Linked DNA regions of Homo sapiens: region 2 is linked to region 1. Evidence: chromatin contacts called from ENCODE Hi-C or POLR2A ChIA-PET data. All regions are on one chromosome and are shown on one strand. The core of a region is the stretch at or near the end of the contact, and the rest is flanking DNA. Distances in the headings are between cores, read along the strand shown.

What was found. A loop is a pair of places that touch in the nucleus more often than their neighbours do. ChIA-PET counts read pairs that join two places held with the same protein, here RNA polymerase II (POLR2A). Pooled maps may share reads with other maps.
Region 2: a loop to region 1 is called in a map of B cell, with 4 times the contacts of the local background. The contact joins the enhancer-like site here to the promoter of SATB1 in region 1. A Hi-C loop is called at or near these places in 3 of 168 maps with a recorded cell type or tissue (B cell, HepG2 and OCI-LY7) and 3 of 50 pooled maps. POLR2A ChIA-PET finds 5 or more read pairs at or near these places in 2 of 52 experiments (B cell and activated CD4-positive, alpha-beta T cell).

Annotation. Positions count from the first base shown.
Region 1 is chr3:18,421,531-18,426,602 of GRCh38, forward strand. SATB1 (SATB homeobox 1) reads right to left here and starts at 3,809. Exons shown (of 11, transcript NM_002971.6): 1 at 2,097-3,809.
Region 2 is chr3:18,496,569-18,501,551 of GRCh38, forward strand. The region is part of intron 4 of SATB1-AS1 (SATB1 antisense RNA 1); the gene reads left to right. Among named protein-coding and RNA genes, the nearest start is that of SATB1-AS1, 54 kb to the left of the region's middle. Within about 2 kb of position 2,908, at least 4 of the 41 ENCODE cell types and tissues checked have a DNase peak (open chromatin) inside an H3K27ac peak, as active enhancers do; they include B cell and OCI-LY7, where a contact is called at or near this core.

The DNA.
Region 1 (5,072 bases), core at 2,559-5,058:
CTTTTTAAACTCCCCATTGGCTTTTGTAAATTAATGCATAGAAAAAGTTTTCTACTATCAAAGTTCCAAGAGTTATGTGACAGACCTAGTCAAGTTTTGGGCCAAAGATGTGATTGGATCAGTTTACCCCTAAAGAAACAGGAAGAAGTGAAGGGTTTTCAAATATCCAACGTACTGATGCATTAAAACTCATGTGTTTTAGAGTCAGTATTTAGGTGTCCATTAGTAATAGAGGGCTGTTAACAATAAATATTTTTAAAAAATTGAATACACTTCGTGATATGCACATTAGGTTGAAGTGCCAAGCTCAATTAAAAAAAAAAAAAACACAAACAAAAAACCTTGATGATACTGGTAAAACAAAATATCCAGTATTCAGAAATAACCTCAGCATGCAATGGCATTAACATTGTAATTAACTTCAAAAAAATTAACAGATAATTATTTTCAGTTATATATTAGACATCAATTTTCCCATCATTTATAGTAAAGTGATTAGACAATATCAAAGTCATTTTTAAAGTATAGTTTTAATTAGAATTGATAAGAACAGGTAAGTAGAATTATTTTATGAACTTTGATGGTATTTGAAGTATTGAGCTTATGAAACTAAGGGGATCATATTTAGGAAAACCAGAGAGAATAATTACCATTTTTCCTAGCTGTCTAGTAATTTGATATAGCTTGTTTTTGTTGTAAATTCTTACACTGGAGCTATTTAAATCTGGATTTGTTGAAAGCCAGTTTGTATTAGCATGGCTTTTCTGTAAATATTTTTTCTTCTGTTTAACCATAGCCTACTTCTTACCATATAATCAAGAAAAGGGGGGCAGCAATGTTAATCTGGAAGTTTAAAAGCAACCTTAAGAATGCCAATTGAAGAACTATAAAGTTTGAGAAAAATTAATGGCTATTTATCTTTGTACTCCAGAGTGGCACACTGAGAACTAAAGGTTTACCGTTGATAGAGGTCCCATCTGTTTTTGGTTATGAGGTTCATTAACAATAAATGTGCCTTTTTAAACCACTTTTTAGCAAGATTACTCTTTTCCATTATATTAAACTGCAGTCTAAAGCCAAAATTAGAAAGAGATGATTATTAACTTATTCAAAACACTCTTTATAACGTTTCATGTGGATAACACAGAGCTTTTTCTGAAATTGGTTGCCTCATCCTAGAGCAGAAGATGAATTTTAAAACATATGATTTGAAAAGAAAAATCTTTAGCCCTTGGGGCAATTTAAGAGGAAAAAAAGGGAGGGGGTGTAGACAACAGCATCAAAGTTAATGCTATAAAACATATTAAGTAATCATGAGGCTTAACAACACTAGAAACTGTACAGCAAATGAAAGTGATACATTATAATTTAATGTATTGACAATCTAAAGTATCATATAGGTCATGAAAAACTGTCCTTTGAATACCCACCTATAAGCATCTATTAAACACTAAGTCGTGGTGTAAAAAGCTTTACATTACAAACCAAAATTAAATGCGCATAAAACACCCAATTTACTCATTTTAACTCTATGCCCGGGCTAAAGTTCACCAAACCTCAGTTTGGGATTGAAAAGAGCAACCTCCAACAGGCCTGCTTGGATGACAGCAGCAGGAACTAACTATGGTCTCAACAGATGCCAGGCTGAAGAGTTTCTTTTGAGTTACACGTTACAACCCATTTTAGTGCAATGTCTGGTTGCCACACAGAAAGCAAGCTACTTTCTGAAAATCCCATTTATCTGCCCATAAACTAAGACCATATATGATAATTACTGAATAAAACAGTGAACTCAGTAACAACAATTATTTCCTTTAAAAGGAAAGAAAATCTCGAAATTCTAGTTTTTTAGGAACCGATTTTTTGCAAAGCGAGATCCTTTTCAATGAGTTTCTAGCTGGATCGCCTCCTTCGCCCCCACACAACCCCATAATCACATTTTAAGATTGTGCCCTTATCCATTCCATATGGCCGGCACGATCCAGGCCAAGCTTTCACTGTGACCTTTTAAAGAGACAAAGAAGCAAAGTACTATCTAGAAACAGAAACACTGCAGTTTTACTGAGTGAAATTAGCAAAACCGACCTGAAACTCACCACTTCAAAACTTGACAGCACATAAATAACAAAAACAAAGGAGATTTCCTTTGCAGCCCGGGTTCTTGAAGAGAAGTTCAAGACTGATGTTTTCTATGTCCTTTTTTTTTTTAATTAAAAAAAAAAAAATAAAAAAGCAGCAGACCTGAAGGCGACTTCCCCTGAAATTGTATTATTTTCCTTTCCCCTACCCCCGCCCCCCTAAGCGGGGGAAGGGCAGAAATAAACGTCTAGAAGAGTAGCCATGAGAAAGGGGTTTAAAAAAAAAATCACAATTCGAAAACCAACATATAGGGGTTTGTAAAATGTCTAACCTCAGAGAACAGGGTTTGCGATGGGGAGGAGGGGAGAGTGGGAAGCAGGGAGGAGGAAGAAGATAAAATTGATCTGACAAGTGATTCGTTGGGGGGAAATCGTAAAAACAAAGCAAAACCCGTTATGAGCTGTACACTGTGATGGTGCTGGGGAAACGACGTGGTGACTGAGGATTCTCTTAAAAAAAAAAAAATCACTGCGGACAAGGTCTCCAAAAAGGAAAAAAGGTCTCTTCGCGTCTCTCCCTCCCTCCTGCTCACTCGGGTTCTTCGGTGTGAGGACAGAAAGTCTACTTCTGGCTGTCACTTGCAATATTATTCTTCAATAACCCCGAATAACGCGCATTGGGAAGGCCACCTCGCCTCCCTTCCAATCACCCCCACCCCCCTCGCCAACAATCGCGACTAATATTAACAAACCTTAAACTTTTCCCCACAGCCTCGCACCCCCAACGAGGGCATCTAGCGGGGGACAGCGAGGGTGGGGGGCAGGGGGTCGCGAGAAAAGCCCCGGAAAGGCACTAAAATGCCACTTTTGATTCTGCCCTCGCTGACAACAGCCGCAAGGACCCTCTCCCTGCCCATTGACGCGGGGCTGTGAGCGTCTGGGGTCCCAGCAAGTGAGGAGAGAAGAGGTTCGGGGGGAGGGGGAGGAGGAGGAAGATCAGAAGGCACCCCCAGCCACCTCCACCGCCTAGGCAGCGACAAACTCCCCGCCCCCTCCCCCCAAAAAGTCGCCAAGCTCTCACTCGTCCAGAGTCCGAGGTAAACAACGAGCACCACAATGGCACTAGGACTTTGGGGGAAAAGAAACCCAGAAACCCCGACAAAACTGATCAGGAGTTTCCCGAAATGAAAGAGGGGGGCGGGCAGCGTCCTCTAGAGTCGCCCTGGCTTTCGGCTGGGCCCCCGGGCAGGATAGAGGGCGGCCGCGGCTGTTGTTGTTGTGACGAGGCCGGGTGTTGCTGGGTGGCACAGGGAGAGGTGTGTGTGTGTTTGTGTGTGTGCGTGAGTGTGAGCGCGAGTCCCCGGACGGGGCTGCTTCTCTCGCTCTCTCCCTCGCTAGCTCTACCCCTCGCTGCCGTCTCTGCCCCCATTAAATTATTAGTTGACTCATCCCGGCCGCTGTCGCTGCCGCCGCCGTGCCCCGCTCGGCTCCGCGCGTCCGCCCGGGCTGCAGCCCTCTCCGCCGCTGCTCCTGCTGCTGCTGCCGCCGCCGCCGCCGCTGCCGCTGTGGGTGCCTCTTCTTCCTCCTCCTCATTTTAATACAAAATCACCCCGCTCGCAGCCCCAGCCCCGAGCACGCAGCCTCCTCCCGGCCGCCCGCCGCCGCCCGGAGCCTTCCCCAGCGGGGCCGGCTCATCCGCCGCGTCCGGGGAACGGGAGCGAGCGAGAAAGTGGCGGCGGCGGCGGCGGCGGCGGAGGAGGAGGAGGGGGGAGGAGAGGAGGAAGGGGGTGCGGAGCCGAGGAGGAAGGCGGCGTGGGGGGGCAGGGTGCACGGAGCGGGCGGAAAAGGGATGGGGATTAAAACCCGGGCTGGAGGGCCGGGATTGGGGGAGGGGGCGGGGGCGGCGAGTTAAAAAGCCGAAAGACAAGTAACTAGTGAATGAGTGAGGGAATGGGGGGAGCGCACGATTTCCGGCCCCGGGCGCGCAAGAATTTGTAATGAGCTTGATTAGAGTGAGGCGGCCCGACATTTATTACACACAATACCCAGAATAACAGGGCGCTGTGCGAGGGCTAGCGCCGGCCGCCGCCAGACGCGCCAGGGAGGGCGCAGAGGGGAGGAGGAGAGGGGGCTTCCCTGGCAGCGTCCGCCGGAGCGGGGAGGGGAGCGCGCGGCGCGCGGGCGGCAGGGGCAGGTGTGTGAGTGGGAGGGAGGAGGGGCAGGACGGGCAGGACGGGCACGGGGGGCGGGGGGAAGGAAAATGACGGGGAGGAGGGGGCGAGGGCCAGGGGAGAAAACTAACCAACCACCCACACGCCACAAAAGCCACAAAAAGGAGTACGCCTGGAGCGTCGCAGAGGGACAGGCGAGGTGGGGGGACAGGGAGACGCACCGGCCCCGTGGGAGAAGGGCGCGGGTACGCAGGTGACAGGCGCTGAGGAATGAGGTAGGGAGCCATCAGGAAGTGGCTGGAGGGGTACAGACGGAAGGCAGTTCTCTCCGGGGAAGCGCGGAGGGTGCAGAAACGTGTACAGCAATAAAGGCCAGGAGCCTCGAAACGCTCGGAATGTTTATCCTCTAAGGAGGGTGGTCCTTAAACTATGAGGAGCCAACATTAGAAAGAACTGAGTAAGAGCGTTCTGTACTAGTCAGACGTTGGTTCAAATCGCCCTCACTTCTGAGCCATAGAATACTTTGGAAGAAGAAATACGTGGCCGAGTTAAACAAAATTTGGGTCACTTGAAAGAGACCTGACTTGTTATTATAAAGGAAAAGATGCCATCATTCTTCAAATAATTTACGCTAGGCAAAAGAGGAAAGTTTGGGTTGGTAAATACATCTGTTGTAGCAATAAACACTTCTGCTGTAATCTAGGGTAGGTTACCCAGTTAGATAAATGGTCATTACCACATAAGTATGATCCTATTATTTAGACAATCTATTAAATATAGTTCATGTAAAAATAAAGAATATTACAATGTAACCCAAAATAGA
Region 2 (4,983 bases), core at 1,658-4,157, 74 kb after region 1:
AAAATACAAAAATAACATGCTGAAGTCTGATGTTCTGGTGTAGCAAACCCATTCACTAATTCTGAAATGGAATACTATTCTTATATGATGCACATTATAGTCCCAAATGCCAAAATTAGAACTTAGACATATATAATTTTGGGGAGACCTTTAAATATGAGACCCTCTTTGAGCATTTAAAAAATATTAAACATCTGAAAAATGATGTACATACATCTTTTTTAGGATGTATATATATTCTATATCAGATTTTTTATTGGAAAATCTAAGCCATCATTACCCTGAGAGAGGGCAGTCAAGGAGAGCAGAAGAGCCCCAAGCATGTATTCTCAGAGTCCGTTTACTATAAATTGGAAAAGACAAAGAAAATGATAACTGTAATCAATTTGCCTTTACCTTGATGTCATTCTAGAATTTTGAACCATTTAATTTTGTTTTCTCCCAATCCTGGCCACAGCACTTTTTTCTCCTTTTAGCTATTCATTGAGAAAACATGAGAAATAAGGGAGGCTTCAAGAATGGTTTGAGGTAGTATGTCCATCCCCCAGGTTGAAGAGTACTCTGCCATTTGGTTTTGGTGGCTTCTCCTTGCCTTATGTTTATCTAGGTCTCTGGCTTCAGATCTGGCATACACACAACATCTGTGTGTATGTTGTATGTGTATTTTAGATGGTTGTCTTCAATTAGAGAATAATACTTCTGAGGTGGCATCTCAGGCATAGTCATTTTTTAAAGGAGTTCTTACTTTCTGGGTATGTTTTGCTTAGAGATAAATATGTTTATCCTCCGTTTTAACACCAAAGAGATGGCTGTAAAAACAGTTGGATCCAAATGTTAAAAGTAAAATGGGAAATTCTCTTTGAGCAGAGTGTGCAAGGAAAGCAATATTTTTGTACAGTTTGCTATTGTTTTATGAATCTTTAGTATAATAACACCCTGATGTTTTACTCAGCTCATTTATGTGTCTGCATATTCACTCCGAAATCCAAAATGTCATTTCAAACATTCCCAGACATGTTAATTCCTTTAAGTTGGTGTCAACTATTTCATATTTCCCAACTTTATCAAGGTATAATGGAATGAATTACAATTTCTAGTTCTTAGAAACAGCTAGAAAATTTGTTCAGCTTGGTGTTTAAAAAAAGCAAATGGCCAGTCCTTAGTTTCTGCTTCCTCAACAGTTTATGACTTTGCAGGAGTTATTTCAATGACTTCTCTTGGTAACTGCCAAGCCATCTCCTGCATTTGATTTAGTTTCTAGGAGACATTTTCTAGAAAAAGAAGAGAATGCTTGCAACAAAGATGGCAAATAGAATTACTGAATGTAACCCTTTCCCTGTAGGAATCTTGATGGGAGTAAGCAAATGTTTGATTGGTTTCACCAACCTGGGTCAAGTTGCTATGTGGGTGACTCTCACCTGGAGATCTGGTGTGAGAGACTGAATACTGAAGTCTTGAGAGCATGGTGGGAATGAAGGGCTGAGACAAGGGCACCAAACTCAGAAGAACTTAAAGCAATGTCAGGAGCTGAGATGTGGAACCTGGAAGCTAAGGAGAGCATGACAGTTTGGGCTGAAGTCCAGGTGGTCAGACAGAAATTCAGTGTGCATGTAGTTATGGGCATTCTAAGGTTAGGTTGGATTCATTTATAGGACTTTTGGGTGAGCCTAAGACACAAGATTCACATTGGCTAAACCCACTTACTATATCTTAGGATAACAAATTTTATCCTTTACATAAAGATAGTATCTTTAATTTGTTTCAAAACTATGTCTTGAGCTTCATAATGCATTGAAGAAGGGGATGAGATTAAGTTTAGAATATGCTCTATTTCCTGTTGCAGGATTTAAATTATGAATGAATGAGTGTGTGAATTAGATCTATTTATAAGTTAACTGTCTCCATCTCCTTTGTTTATAAAATAGCTTTATGTGTTGATTTCATGACAGAAAAACTCAGCCTTGAAGGTTTTCCCAACAAAACTATAACTTTCACTTAAGTTTTTCATTTTCTGACTCCCATACACCCCCAACCCACCCTCACAAACACACACACACACACACACAAGCACACATATTTTACAGTTAAGTATAAGATATCCCTCTGGAATTTCATTTTTTAGGGTTCTCTAAATTTTTTCAAGCTTCTCTCTTTTTTTAAACTTCTGTTTTTGGTTCTATTCCCAGAACCCATATACACCTCACCCAGAGTTTACCTCGAATCCACTAATTTACTGCCCTAGTCATGAAATGTAACTTATTCAATAGGTGAGGTTTTTTTTCCTCCTGAGAATCCCAAAAAGAAAAATCATGAAAATTGCATTTATTGGTCAGAATTTCCACGTTTCAAAGTTCTGATATTTTAGTATCTGATCAGGAGAGAAAAAAGTCTTTCACATGGAAATTAAATGATTTATACAAATTAGTTTGAAATTTGAGATAGAAATAAGATCATTGAAATATATTCAGAGATTTAGCCTGAAAATAACTGAGTCTTGAGGTCATCATCTGAAACAATGTGCCTTATTATTTTGAAATAATTATAAAGATGGTTCGAGTAAGCCTATAGTTCTAGAAAATTCCTTATAGAGTTACTATAAATACTGAACAGTAGTCTTTGAATCATGGGGATGAATGGGTTTCATATAAGTCATTCACAAATGGCTCAGTGGACAAATTTTATCTCAGAAAGAGAATGCCCCATAGGAGTTAAAATTATCATGGCTGAGAATTCCTAGATGATGTCACCAGAATCTGAAAACACTACTGTGGATGCAATAATGATGCTATCTGCATTTTCTGGGTCTAACTTCTGACAAGGAATCTGAGTTTTCTGGCAAGCAGAATGCACATCAGAGTACACAAGGGGCATGTCTTGGCAACTTCCACCTGAGCACACATGCACGGCTTCCTGTTTTGGTCTGATAGCTTCCCCTGGGCTTTTGTTAATGCAAAATTACCCACACAGAGATGGGTTGCCCATGCAAAAGAGTAGGTGTCTTATTTTGGGAAAGTTTGCTTCACATTATCTTTGTTGTTTTATTCTACTAACCCTATTTCCTCTTTTATTTTACACTAGCGTTTTAAATTCACTTCATTTGTCTGTGAGAAATACTTCCCCCCGCCCCCTCACTTCTTAGGCTTATTTCTCTTGTTATCTGTTTTCTTTTTCTTCTCTAGGCACTGCCTTATTACTGCTTCATTTGTTTGCAATATTAATGTCTGCTAAAATGTCTTAAGATATACAATGTTAATTCATTTGCTCAATGATTTAAAAATATTTGTGAGTCTCTCACTCCTCCACATGTACATATACCTTGGAGGTAGGACAAAGGTGCCTTAAATATTCATTGTACTTTCAGGTTTATACAGTTTGGGTTGGGAGTTATACTTTCACAAACTGTGGTACAAAAATAAAAAGTGATGGCTTCTATAAAAGGTAATGATGAAATGCTATGAGGCATTTTCTCATGTGCTTTTTGGTCATTTTGTGTGTGCGTATATATATATTCCTTTGTGAAGTGCCTGTTCAAATCTCTTGCCCATAATTTTCCACTGGATTAAAAAAATTGCATTATAGAAATTGTTACATAGTCTAGGTACAAGTCCTTTGCATGTATATATTATATGTACATACATGTGGCTTTTAAACCTATTTTCTTACGATTTTAATTTCTGTGAAGTCTACTATATCTTTATGCTTTTCCTTTAATAGTGAGTGCTTTCTGTGTCTTGTAAAAGGAATTTTTTGTTATTCTTAAGTCACTAAGATATATGCCTGTGTTTTCTTTGATGTCTAGGTCTACATAATAAATCATTAGAGAAATGTGAATTAAAACCAATGAGTTATTACTACAGAGTCACTAGAATGGCTACAACTAAAAGACTGACAATACTAAGTGTTGTTGAGGATGTGAAACAAGTGGAATCACCATACACTGATAATGAGAGTATAAAATGACAAAACGACCTAGGAATTAGTCTGGCAATTTCTCATGTAAACATACACCTGTCCTACGACTCACCATTTATGCTTTTAGGTTTTACTAAAAAGAAGTGAAGACATGTGTCAACAAAAAGATTTGTACAAGAATGTTTAAAGCATCCTTATTCATAATAGCCAGTCACTCCAATGTCCATCAATAAAACAGTAGATAAACAAACTTTGGTTTATTCATATAATAGAATATTACTTGGCAATAAATATATACAAATTACTGATATACATAAATAATATAAATTATTCTCAAAATGCTGAGCTAAAGAAGTTTTCCACAAAAGAGTATATGCTATATGATTTCATTTATATGAAGGGCCAGAATAGGTAAAACTCACCTGTGATGAAATAAAGCAGTGGTTCTGTGGTCTGAATGTTTGTGTCTCTCTCAAATTCATATGTTGAATCTACTTACCAGTGTGATGACATTAGGAGGTGGGGACTTTGGGAGGTGATTAGGTCAGCAGGACAGAGCCCTCATAATTGGGATTTACTGCCCTTAATCCCAATTAAAAGTTTCCAGAAATCTCTCTTGCTCCTTCCACCAAGTGAAAAAAACAGCAAGAAGGCACTATCTATAAATCAGAAAACAGGCCCTCACCAGACATTGAATGTGCTAGTGCCTTGATCTTGGACTTTCCACCCTCCAAAGCTGTGAGAAATAAATGTTGTTTATAAGTCATTCAATTTGTAATATTTTGTTAGGGCAGTGTTATGCTGACTGTAACAAGCGGGGATTGACTGGAACAAACAAGGAGGAAATGTGCTTGAGCAATGGAAATGTTATATATATAGATAGGAGTGTGAGTTATACAACAGTTTATCTTCATCAACACTGGGGGAATGCACATTTAAGATTTGAGCATTTCATTGTATGCAAATAATACCTCCTTAAAACAATGAAAAAGTTCTAGAGGGCAGATTTTGCAATTAATTGATTAGAAATATGGCATATTGGTTTACATATTGGGTTATACTCAGAGTCTC